2 separate regions of the Homo sapiens genome follow, and region 2 is linked to region 1. Evidence: chromatin contacts called from ENCODE Hi-C or POLR2A ChIA-PET data. All regions are on one chromosome and are shown on one strand. Each heading gives the region's core, a stretch centred on a gene start or an enhancer-like site at or near the end of the contact. The rest is flanking DNA. Distances are from core to core; before and after follow the strand shown.

Region 1 (2,911 bases), core at 173-2,672:
AGAGATGGGGTTTCGCTGTGTTGCCCAGGTTGGTCTCACACTCCTGGGTTCAAGCGATCCACCTGCCTCGGCCTCCTAAAGTGCTAGGATTACAGATGTGAGTCACCATGCTTGTCATAAAGTGCCTATTTCTGATTTTCTACCCAAACCTTGACTAAGTTAATAAGAAAAGCACTAAATAAGAAATACAGGGTAACTAGAACATAGCTACAGCTATAAGCAGAATTATGGGTTCTGTGAGAGCACGTAATGGAATTCTTACCTATTCTGGGAAATAGGGTAAAGTTTCCCTGAGGAAGTGAAAACTGATATTAGATCTGAAAGAATATGAGGAAGCTCTTGCAAAAGACTAGAGCTTCCAGGACAGAGGCAATGTAAGAAGTATGAGGAAAGGTATCCAAATAACCCTTTGGCAGGAAGAACGTCGGTGCTACAAAGAGAAAAATGTGAATGGGACTGAAACTCAGAAAGCAATGTGCCAGAGAAAGCTGGAGTTGGACAGAGAAGCTGTCCCATACAGGACCTTCCAAGCTGTGGGAGGGATTATGGTCTTTCTCCCATAAGCGATTGGGGGCCCACCACTCTGTTTTTCTCTCTGTTGGTCATACAAAACTTCATCACAGATGTTATAAGAGATGGGGCTTGACTAATAGGTGGAAGAGCCATGAGAGAGGAGAGTACTACAAAAAATGGACGAGATATAAATTGTATACCAATCAGTTTAGCAGGATCAGAGTGGAGATTCATTTAAAGACAAAGCACAAAGGACCTAACATTGACAGGAGTTTGGACTTTATTTTGTTAATGAAAAGTTATCCAGGCAACCAAAAAGGACACTTTTCTGGAGACTTTTTTCTGTGGTAGAACTTAAACTGAAACATCAAACTTGAATTAAGACTGAGAAATACTGTTGGTGTTTGTTAATGATTGTGTTTTGTGGTTCTTGAAGTGAGACAAAGGCTTAAAAGTACAGGAAATTGGTGGCTTTGGTAAAGTAAAAACTGAATTGTTTCATATTAAAAGAGGCCATTGCAAGGTTTGTCTTTATGCTATTGCTGTAGCAATAGAGGAACTAGATCATGGCACTTTTGAAGAGTAGATGAGAAAATGCCAGGTCTCCTCAGCTGTGCCTGCAGGTACCCAGGTCTGGCAATCTTAGGAAAAAGGCAAAGGAAAGAGGGTTCAGTGGAATTTGACACCAGGCCTTCAGGAGACATGAAAGAATCATTTAAACATGAGTTTAAAAGTACTATTTATTGTCCGAGAAAGAATAACATCACGTATACATTTATAATGGCTAGGTAAGAAAAAAAGGAAGTATTATTCTAGCAGAGTTGGCAAATGTTGCAGGTTAGCTTCCCCAAAAAGAGACCCGGAAATGGAGATTAGCATGCAGGCAGTGTGTTGGGTAGTGTTCCTGAGAACTACACACATGCCAGTTGAGGGAAGCAGGATTGAGCAGAAGGAGTTTAACCACCAGGCAGTTCTAACAAGTCTCGGGTGCCTCTTCAGGGTTGCCTCCATTGAGGCAGAGGCCAGGCCTTTGTATCGCTCCATGAACCGGTCATTGGCTGCAGCCTACCCAGAGGCAAAGGACAGAACCTTAAATGAGGAAGCTTCCACCAACCATGGGTGATATCTGGAGGGGCATTCAGCTAAGTGCTGTCAGTAGTCAACAATTCTGGCAGCTGGATGATGGGTGCATGGCCTTAAAGAAAGTTGTGTGTCTAACGCTATAGCGTTCACTACAGTTCACTCCTGTGTGTCTCTGGATCTTTTACTTCATATAATGTAGTGAATTCACCCTGTCTGGAGGCAGCTCCTACAAGATTATGGTTGGTCTCTACCACCAGGGAAACATACAAGAGGAAGATTAACAGTACAAACTACAAACTCCGGTGCTGTGGCTAATTTCAAGGATATTTATCATTTTAAGTTTGCTTCACCCTTAACTAGCTCCTCTGCTTGTCTTGATGGCTCACGTGGTTGAGTGATGCAGACCTTCGTCCAAGAGGAGTGAGAGCTCCTAATCCCCATGTATTTCTCAAGCACAGCTGCTATACTTGACTATTACCTGTTAATAGTGGACACCAACAGATACGCCAGTGCATCACTTTGATGCCAAATGAATCCTTCCCTGCCCACATTGTATACCATCAGCCTTGTCTCCCCCTGAAGATCAGGATCAATTATACCTGCAAGGATGTTGACATTGTTCTTTTCCCACCAAGCTCTAGGTATAAAGAGACTAAGGTAACCAGAGGTCAACTTTGACTTAATGTTTAATGGGACTCTCACTTTGTCCTTTGGTGGGAGGGAGTGTTCCTAAATCTCTAAAGCTAAAAGAGCCTAGAGTTAAAGGTACAGAATACAAACTTCCAAGTAAGTCACTCAGCTTGATGATCATTGAGGCCACTCTTACTTTCACCCCTTGGTTCCTGTTGCAATGTATTTACATATGGGGAGCACAACACAATATAATGAATATCAATGTGTTAAGTGTCTCATCATGAAAGATAGTGCCCTATTATCCAAGTTGGTGCCTCATCTTTACATCCAAACTGGTGCTGCATCTGTACTTTTAATAAGCTACTCTATCACTCCATCATCTGATGGTTTCTGGGTAGTATAGAAAGTAAGAGGACAAGTGAATCCCGTGACCATGAGCTTGCTGATGAACTTCCTTTGCTTTAAAATAGTTCCTTTGGTTTTATTTACTGTTACATGGGATCTGTATTGGTGGATCAAAACTCTATAAACCTTTGGAGAATGGTACTGGTTAAAGCCCTTCAAGCAGAAAAGGTAACCCATACCCAGAATAACTGTTGATTCCAATCAACATAAATCACTGGTTATTCTAGCATAGATGAAATCCAATGTACTGAACTTGCAACCACCTGTCAGTGGCTGT
Region 2 (2,981 bases), core at 286-2,785, 540 kb before region 1:
GGGTACATTGACTGGGCTTGAGATGTTCGTATGTAATAAATTTTTAAAAATTGCAGTTTTAATTTCCAGTTTTTAGTGAATTTTGGTCAATAGAATTTGCTCTTAGGAAAAAGTAAAGGAGGTGAATGCTGGCTTTCTTTTGCAATAGAAACAGCCAACTCACTCATTCATTTAACATATATTGTTGAGTGCCTACCATGTGCCAGATATTGTTAGAGAGCAATAAAAACACATATTCCGGCTTCTAAAATACTTACATTTTGGTGGCACATGGGACACCACACTCTGGATTGGGGGAAAATTTGGGGTATGGGTTGCCACAAAAATGAGCAAACATCAGTGTCTCCTGCCCTTTCCAAAAAGCACAAGGGGGCTATCCAAGAGAAGGGAGAAAGCAGGTCTAGGCTTGGAAAGGATAGGTGGAAAGTGTGGCACTAGCAAGGGGTTTTTGGAAGGCAAGGGTTTCCATATGCAAAGATTGGGAGATGGAGTATTTCAGCTGAAGAGAAAACTTAAGACTATTTTCAGGCCAAACAGTCCAACTTGAAGAGTGGGTTATATTCAATAGAGTAGTAGGAGATGAATTAGATACTGAGCATGAAAATAACAGCTATGAACTTGTCCTCATGCCAGGTGCTGCGGCAAGTGTATTTACTTATTAAATACTTCAAAATCCCGTAAAATAAATATTATTGTGTCTCCATGTTACAGCTTCTCTTGGGGCCATATGAGTAATAAAAGACAAATAAGTTTCAAGCTCAGGTCTGTCTGATATAGAAATACTTGATCTCAACCACCATAATATATTGGAATTTTCATTTTTGGATAGTTAGGCTACAAGGTTCTCTTGAAAATTTTGAGTAGGCAGTTGCTTAAATATGTACAATGTAACAGTATGATATATCCCATAATAGTGTTAGATTTGGGGTATTCTGGGAACATGCTGAAGAGGCAAACTACTCAGTTGGGGGTGGATGGATGGAATTTGCCTAGGAGGGGATATCAGCATTGAGACCAAAGACATAGAGCAGTTATCAGAGCCAATGAGGAGGGTTTTCTTGATAGAGAAGGCAGCATGTGAAGGGCCCAGAAGTACGGTACTAGGAACTGCTACTGGTATCTTTGAAGATTCTGTAATAGAGATGAATGTGGCAATTTGTTGGGACTAGATCATGAAACCCTTGGGTGTTATGCAAGGGAATGATGACTTTATCTTGGAGGCAACCTGATGATATGGAAGAGTTTTAGGCAGATAGGCAGGGGAGTGATAGGATCAGACTTCCACAATTAGAAGATTATGTTAAATTCATTTAAACAAATGTGAACAGTAGTGAATCAATTCCCAGGGGAAGTTTCATTGCCAAGTATTCTTCCTGCCGTGAAGATTAGCCTGTTAGTTACCAAGCCGCTTTCGTTTTCAGTGTCTGTGCTTGTGGTCGGTAACTTTTGCTGCTGTTGTTCTGCTGCTGTCTGCCATTCCATTCGCCATCTATCACGCACACAGAACCCTGGCCAGGATCATGAAGGGCGATTGAAAAGGTAACAAGAGAAAAAAAATGATAGATTAATGTAAGCCTGATGTTTGTTTTAGTGGCAGATTTTGGTGTTCACATGAGTGCCTGAGCCTGTCTAAATTAATCTCATATTCTCACCACAGTCTTCTAGCTTGAGAATTGACTGCAGGTAAAAATAATTGGAAATTATTGGTGTAGCCGAAACTGCATTACAGCTGCCAAGTGTGGATACACCGGAGCCAGGCTGCTTTTGTCTGCTTCCTCATAAACATTCTTTCCGCATTCTTTATCAGCACATAATCCTGAGACACAAAAAGCCTTTGTGTCCCACTGGGAATGTGAGAAAATCAAAGCTATCTATTGGTTTTGCTCCTGTTAGGAACCACTAACATTTCTATATTAACCACCCATGTTTTGAATTGAGATAGATGTTATCAGCAAGATGTGTCCTCCATTTATCCCCAAAGATATCACTGTCCCAATACAAGAAATCTTAAAGACAGACTGCAAATGTCTGTTTTCATCCACTTGATGCTGTGATTTGTGGATACTTGTTAGACATGTGAATTTAATGGGGCTTAGCCTAATAGTAAGCATTTATATAGAACTTCCCATGAGCCAGGCACTTGTATAGTAATACATCTAATCATCACCACAGTCATGTGAGGTAGCTATTATTGTTTTATACTGTTTGTTATGCACTGAATTGTATTCCCCAAAATTCATATGTTGAAGCCCTAACCCCCAATGTGATTGTATTTGGAGGTAGGGACTTTAAAGAGGTCATTAAGGTTAAATGATGTCATAAGAGTGGGCCCTAATCTACTATGACTGATGTCCTTATAAAAAGAGGAAGAGACTCCAAGAATGTGTGTTCACAGAAATGAAGACAGAAGACCAGAAGGTGGCTATCCAGAAATCAAGGAGAGTCCTCAGGAGAAACCAGCCTTATTGGTATCTTGATCTTGGACTTTCAGCCTCTGGAACTATGAGAAAATTAATTAATTATTTAAGCCTTCAAGTCTGTGGTATTTTGCTATGTTGGCCCTAGTATACTAATACATACACATTTTGCTGTGTGGGAAAATGAAGGCACAGAGAGGTTGAGCGACTGCCCCAAGGTCACATGGCTAGAAAATGACAGAATTAGGATTTACACATGGGGAGTGTGATTGTGGAATCAATGCTGTTAATCACCATGCTGTACTGCTTCTCATGAAGACAGAACTTCCCAGTATTGGGGCCTGGGCGGTATGACCATATTCTGCCTCTGGCATCTTTCCTCCCCTTATTTTCTGTACCCAGCCCTCTGCGTTCTAGTGTATAATACTCATGGACTGTTCACCTTGGGCTATACTATGTAGGAATGATGCATCTGCAGAATCCTTTACTCTCGTCATGGTTGGCAGTTTGCTCTGGTTTGAGCAATTTCATGGCTCAGAATAAGTAGGGTCAGCAAACATGTTA

Evidence for each region. A loop is a pair of places that touch in the nucleus more often than their neighbours do. ChIA-PET counts read pairs that join two places held with the same protein, here RNA polymerase II (POLR2A). Pooled maps may share reads with other maps.
Region 2: a loop to region 1 is called in a pooled map, with 3 times the contacts of the local background. The contact joins two enhancer-like sites. A Hi-C loop is called at or near these places in 1 of 37 single-sample maps with no recorded cell type and 1 of 50 pooled maps. POLR2A ChIA-PET finds 5 or more read pairs at or near these places in 1 of 52 experiments (MCF 10A).

Annotation. Positions count from the first base shown.
Region 1 is chr6:127,949,447-127,952,357 of GRCh38, reverse strand. No RefSeq gene overlaps it. Among named protein-coding and RNA genes, the nearest start is that of THEMIS, 50 kb to the right of the region's middle. Within about 2 kb of position 1,422, at least 3 of the 41 ENCODE cell types and tissues checked have a DNase peak (open chromatin) inside an H3K27ac peak, as active enhancers do.
Region 2 is chr6:128,490,290-128,493,270 of GRCh38, reverse strand. The region is part of intron 1 of PTPRK (protein tyrosine phosphatase receptor type K); the gene reads left to right. Among named protein-coding and RNA genes, the nearest start is that of PTPRK, 29 kb to the left of the region's middle. Within about 2 kb of position 1,535, at least 15 of the 41 ENCODE cell types and tissues checked have a DNase peak (open chromatin) inside an H3K27ac peak, as active enhancers do.